Regions from separate parts of the Homo sapiens genome. Here region 1 is linked to region 2. A link is a loop called in an ENCODE intact Hi-C map of the cell type or tissue named here. Cell type or tissue: heart right ventricle. All regions are shown on one strand. Each heading gives the region's core, and the rest is flanking DNA. Links, peaks and the distances in the headings are about the cores only. Region 1 overlaps ZNF827 (zinc finger protein 827). Region 2 overlaps MMAA (metabolism of cobalamin associated A).

Region 1 (2,897 bases), core at 1-2,500, 120 kb before region 2:
TCAAAGGCTAACGGCGAGCTTGGCGCTGAGGAGGCCGTGCACGGTGCACTTGGTTGTGTTGGGCTCTGCTGAACACCTCTCCAGACCCTCCGAGGACAGTCCACTCCTGAGCCCTGCCCTGCAGGAGCCAAGCAAGAGCTGAGGCAGCCACTTTTGCATCTGCATTCTTTGTGGAAAGAGAGCAAACACACTACAGTTCTCATATAAGCCACTGACTCCAGCCTGGCAGCTTCTAAAAGAGAGGCTCAGCAGAGTTTGTTAACATGGCCTCACCACTCCTCGTGGCCCCTCTGGACAGCCAGGAGGGTTGGTGGTAGCGTAGCCTCACTGCAAAGGATGGAGAAACCGAGCCACAGAGAGGCCCAGGCTAGGGTGTCCAGCTCCAGCCTGACAAGGTGATGGAGCTGGGACCAGCATCCGCCCTTCCAGAATCTACCTAAATTGCCTGTAGAGACCACTCAAATAATGAACCAGTATGTCCTGAGTGCTTACCGTGTGTTAAGTACTCTACCAAGCACTGCAGAGAATGCAGAGGAAATGTAAGATATGGTCCTGCCCTCTGAGAATTTCCAATCCAGTTGGATTATTATCCTATCTCCGGCATAATCATGTATTAATAATGTCTTCGAGCTCCAGATAGCAGTTGTCTCCCTCCCTCCTCCCTTCCTCATTAGCAGATGGGCCGTTGGGTGGGCTTCCTTCTCCTCCCATGCCCCTGCCATAGTCCTCAGCTTCCTTTCCTGACAAAGAGCTAGTCCTGTAGGGAGATATGTTTTACGAGTACATAGATATGTACACATGCACACACTCACACAGAGAGACACACACAGGCCTTCTCATCCTAACAAACCCTTAATAAGCACGATTCTGACCCCTGTGACTTTCTGTTTGCTGGAGGTAGCGCTCCCCCTATAAGCTGTTCTTTAAAACCTCTTAGCCTTTCTGCGTGTGCTTGGTGTGGTGCATGAAAAGTCGATTCTTTGTGTTGCTCCCATCTAGAGGGGAGGTCAGGAGGTTTAGACCTCTGCGCTGTCTGGTCGGGAGTGGGGAGGGCTCCGAGGGGCCGGGCGGGGGCTGGAGGGGAGCACCAGCAAATTGATTCCTGGCACTTTCTCTGCTCCCCTTGGTGAGGGCTGGCCTTGCCTGTATCGGCCAAGAGACCCAGAATAGGCTGAGCGGACCTTGCCAGAGCTGCTTGTCAGCGGGGACTGCTCTGTCAGCAGGGAGAGCCAAAAAGGGCCGTTCCACCCCTGAGAGGCGGCAGGGCTGGGCTGGGCTGGGCAGGCCAGGCCTCAGACACTGGGGGGTGGTGTGAGGGAAGGCTGGTGAGGCGGCGAGAAGCGCGGCTGCCTCCGAACCTTCCCGGCTGAACCTCCCTTGCGTTGCTTTCCCCGGCAGGTGCCCATTCTGCATTTATTCCACCAACCGCCCCGCTGCCATGGAGTGCCACCTCAAGACCCACTACAAGATGGAGTACAAGTGCCGGATCTGCCAGACGGTGAAGGCCAACCAGCTGGAGCTGGAGACGCACACCCGGGAGCACCGCCTGGGCAACCACTACAAGTGCGACCAGTGCGGCTACCTGTCCAAGACCGCCAACAAGCTCATCGAGCACGTGCGCGTCCACACCGGGGAGCGGCCCTTCCACTGTGACCAGTGCAGCTACAGCTGCAAGCGCAAGGACAATCTCAACCTGCACAAGAAGCTGAAGCACGCCCCACGCCAGACCTTCAGCTGCGAAGAGTGCCTGTTCAAGACCACACACCCTTTCGTCTTCAGCCGCCACGTCAAGAAGCACCAGAGTGGGGACTGCCCCGAGGAGGACAAGAAGGGCCTGTGTCCAGCCCCCAAGGAACCGGCCGGCCCGGGGGCCCCGCTCCTGGTGGTCGGGAGCTCCCGGAATCTCCTGTCTCCCCTGTCAGTTATGTCTGCCTCCCAGGCTCTGCAGACCGTGGCCCTGTCGGCAGCCCACGGCAGCAGCTCAGAGCCCAACCTGGCACTCAAGGCTTTGGCCTTCAACGGCTCCCCTTTGCGCTTTGACAAGTACCGGAACTCAGATTTTGCCCATCTCATTCCCTTGACAATGTTATACCCCAAGAACCACTTGGATCTCACATTCCACCCTCCCCGACCTCAGACTGCGCCTCCCAGCATCCCCTCACCCAAACACTCCTTCCTGGCCTATCTCGGACTGAGAGAAAGAGCAGAGACTGTCTGAGGGCAGCCATGTTCTGTACCAAAAACAGAGAGACAAAAGACAAAAAAAAAAAAAAAAACCACAAAACTTAAACACAACCCCAGCAGGTGTATGTTGCTGCAAAACCTACAGACCCCGATGGGTCTGGAACATGTGTACTGTATATCTTTAGTAAGGAATAGAAAATTGGCTCTGTGTGTATACCTATTGCATTGACCTGAAAGCTGCTTTATCCAATCTTCAGAGAGGTGACCTACTGCATACTTCTACCTTCAGAGGCATGCCTCCCCAGCCACCCACTCCCACTCTCAGCCCTTCTCCGTACTTTTCTCTGAAAGGAATCTTGTCTTGTTAAACCCTAAAGAGAGTGTCCTTAATAGCAATCAGCACTTGTAAGCTTATATACTGGTGCATTTGGTTTTCTGTTGGGTGAATGCGGTGTGTGGGCGTTTGTGGATTCTGAAAGAGAAAGCCGTGTGTCGTGTGCCATGACATTTCTATTGCACATTCTTTGTACTGGCTTCTTTAACAGCGATGAACGTTCTTTTCCCTCCTGGGTTGTTCATCCACGACAGTCTCTCCCTGTGCTCCTTCATCACCTTTCCCTCTCTCTTTGATGGCTACAGAGTGGTAGGGCCTGGTGCTTAGTCGATGAAGGAATGGTAGCCATCTACAGTGCTGCTGGAGATTTCCGCCAGAG
Region 2 (2,875 bases), core at 1-2,500:
ATGCATTCATATCTCTTGATAACTCAGTCATTCGGGTTTTATCACCTAAGAGTGATCCTAAAACATACAGTTACATTTTATAATCATGGAACAGTTTTACGGGTCAATTATCAGCCAGTTCCTAGAGGGAAGTGCTTTATGCCATTTCTCCCTAAATCTCAAACTGCATTTCATATTACTGAGCTTCTCTCCAACTCATTGTATACAATGATGTCAGATTAATCTTAACATTTCAAGCCCCTCAAAATCTATAATTTATAGCTTCCCCCTGACCAAAGGTTCCAATCTAGATTCTTCAGCCGCACCTTACCTGTCCAACTCTGGCTTCTACTAGTCCCCACACCAATCCTCTGTTCCAACCAGGGTGGTTACTTTACTGTCATCTTAACATCACTGTGTTTGCTTCGTCCCATCTTTTTTGTTTGTGCTCTCATGCCAGAAGTATCTCTCCTGCTTCCTCACTGCTAAGTTACAATGTGTCAAGCCCAGGGTCTGTATTCTGGCTCCACCATTTCACACTATTCAATTTTGAGAGGTCACTTTACCTTCCTGAATCCTCTTTCCTCAGCTACATCACAAGGGTAATATGCTACTGGGAGAAGCAAATGTAATTATATACAGGAATGTGCTTCAAAAACCGTTAATAACAAAAACACAGAACTTATCCACCTTATAAAGATCAGTAAAAGTCCTTGCTCCTTCATATAGTCTGCCTGGAACCTTTTCAGCCCATGCCCATCTCTGTGATTTTCTAAGGTACAACAGCTCTGCAATGTATGCCAGCATCCTGGAGGGCATAAGAGAACTTTAGTGTCCCTCCCCTTTCTATTATCTCCATGAGCACCCTCCACTCCTCATTCTTTTATTTTTGCAAATGACATTTTCTCAACCTTACGTAAATGCTACACAAATATATCTTCAAGCTGCCCCTTCTGCCCAGTCTGTTGCTTCTAATCGCCTACTACTTAGAAAATTTGGAGCTCTCACTGAATGCAATGTAAGCTGAGTTAATGGATGGAAAACTATTCATACAACACATTTTTTGGTTTCATATTTTTAATTCTTATCTCTTTCACACAGTGGTTCTCAACTGGGGGCAATCTGGCAATGTCTAGAGACATATTTACTTGTCACAAGTGAGGGGTAGGGTGCTACTGGCATCTACTGGGTAGAGGCCAGATATGCTGCTAAATAAGCATCCTTCAATGCACAGGACAGCCACCCACAACAAAGAATGATTTGACATAAAATGTCACTACCGCCAAACTTGAGAAACCATGCTTTAAATAAGTCTTTGCCTACAGGACCACGTCTTACATAGGTTGTACACTAAATGCTTAACAAAGTGTTAAGAGTAGGCACTCAATAACTGTGGAATAAAACTGGTTATGTTTTTGTTTTCATTGTAGTATAATATTTTGACAAACATCAATACTTACAAATTCTAGAAGACTGAAAGTCCTGGGACTATTATGTTTTACTACTTTGCTTTAGTCATATACCAACATTTGTAGGTGTACTGCTGTTCTAATCTGAATATTCATTTTCCCTCTTTCCACATAATGTTTCCACATATCTTTCCACATAATGTTAAAGATTGAAAAGTTTCTTAAAGATATGCTCTTTTACCACTAAATGCCAGTTCAGAGTCTTCTCATAGGTTCTAATTCTAGACCACACATGTACCCCATACATCAACTTCCTTATTTACTTCACATACAACCTTTTTCTAAGGTAATTTTCTGCATGAAATAATCTCTGTGTAAGTAAACAATCTGCCAAAGCTATACTTTAAATTACTATCCTATAGATCCCATCACACTGAAGTAAACATTAGGAAATTACTTTCCTATGTCTTAGCCAGAAATTCCAAAACTGTTAATTGTAGACTCTCACGAAGGTCTCAAAGCTATCACAGGGGGTCTGTGAATTTAAAGCACAAAAAAGATTGACTATAGACCAAAAAACTAATGCTTCTCAAACTTTAATGTAATGCTGTTTTTCAAGTGTATGCACTGATACAATAAGGTAGAAATTTATATTCATAGTGTTTTGTCTATCCTTGTATTTTTTTCTTTCAAAGTCTATATAATTTTTTGCCTGAGAAAGGGACCACTATTTTTTGAGAAAGGTTAGGAAACACATAGCTATGTAACTTTAATCACAGGCTATTTTATGACATTATTTTTGTCTATTATTATCTCAAGCTATTATTTTTTTCTATTGTTAAGTATTCTAGAATATTGTGAAAATGGGGGAATGGCCTTCTCACCTATATATAAATGAGGGCCACTTACTAAAAAATCCTTCATTAAGTACTTACTTTTAACAAAGTTCTAAAGCTGTAAATGAGACAACATATTGACATGGATTTAATTTTGAACCTTGTGAGCAAAAATTTTATTTTACAGTTAACTTTTTTTATTATAGTGACTCAAAAATTTTGAATGTTCTGAGCTAGATTTCTCAATGGGATGATAATAGGAATGGGGTGATAATAGGAATTGTCCACGTCTATATTAACCTAAGTCCCTAAAATATGATTACATCATCATTCTGAATACTTAGTATTAAACCCACATTATAACACAGTATGCAAAAACCAAATACTTCCATAAAGCATCTTGTATTTACCCCTTCACAACACACATTGTATTGTAATGGCCTGTGTTTGTGTTTCCTGCATAAGATGTAAACCTCACTAAAGCCAGGACTGTATCTTGTTCACCATTATATAACACAGTTTAAGAACCTTCCATGTACAATGCCTCACCTATAGTAGGCACTCAAATACTTGCTAAGTGAGTAACTGTAATATGAAAAGCTTAAATCATAAAGAGGGGTAAGGGAAGAAAAAACCTTTCCTGTTTATATG

The links. A loop is a pair of places that touch in the nucleus more often than their neighbours do. Peaks named below come from ENCODE experiments on the same cell type or tissue, not always from the same donor. Only the 100,000 strongest peaks of a DNase experiment are listed, where the experiment ranks them.
Region 1: it touches region 2 in a loop (2.2-fold over the local background); 1 of 110 quality-filtered maps calls a loop at or near these places.

What each region holds. Positions count from the first base shown.
Region 1 is chr4:145,760,100-145,762,996 of GRCh38, reverse strand. ZNF827 (zinc finger protein 827) reads left to right here. Exons shown (of 15, transcript NM_001306215.2): 15 at 1,399-2,897. It also overlaps a transcript of C4orf51 not described here. Among named protein-coding and RNA genes, the nearest start is that of C4orf51, 81 kb to the right of the region's middle. RefSeq lists enhancers at 1-72, 73-574. In heart right ventricle, for the core only: no CTCF peak of the experiment used is centred there; a DNase peak (open chromatin) is centred at 1,236; H3K27ac peaks cover 1,104 bases.
Region 2 is chr4:145,643,168-145,646,042 of GRCh38, reverse strand. It overlaps MMAA (metabolism of cobalamin associated A), which reads right to left. Exons shown (of 7, transcript NM_172250.3): 4 at 1-57. Among named protein-coding and RNA genes, the nearest start is that of MMAA, 25 kb to the right of the region's middle. In heart right ventricle, for the core only: a CTCF peak has its summit at 1,176 (motif pointing left); no DNase peak of the experiment used is centred there.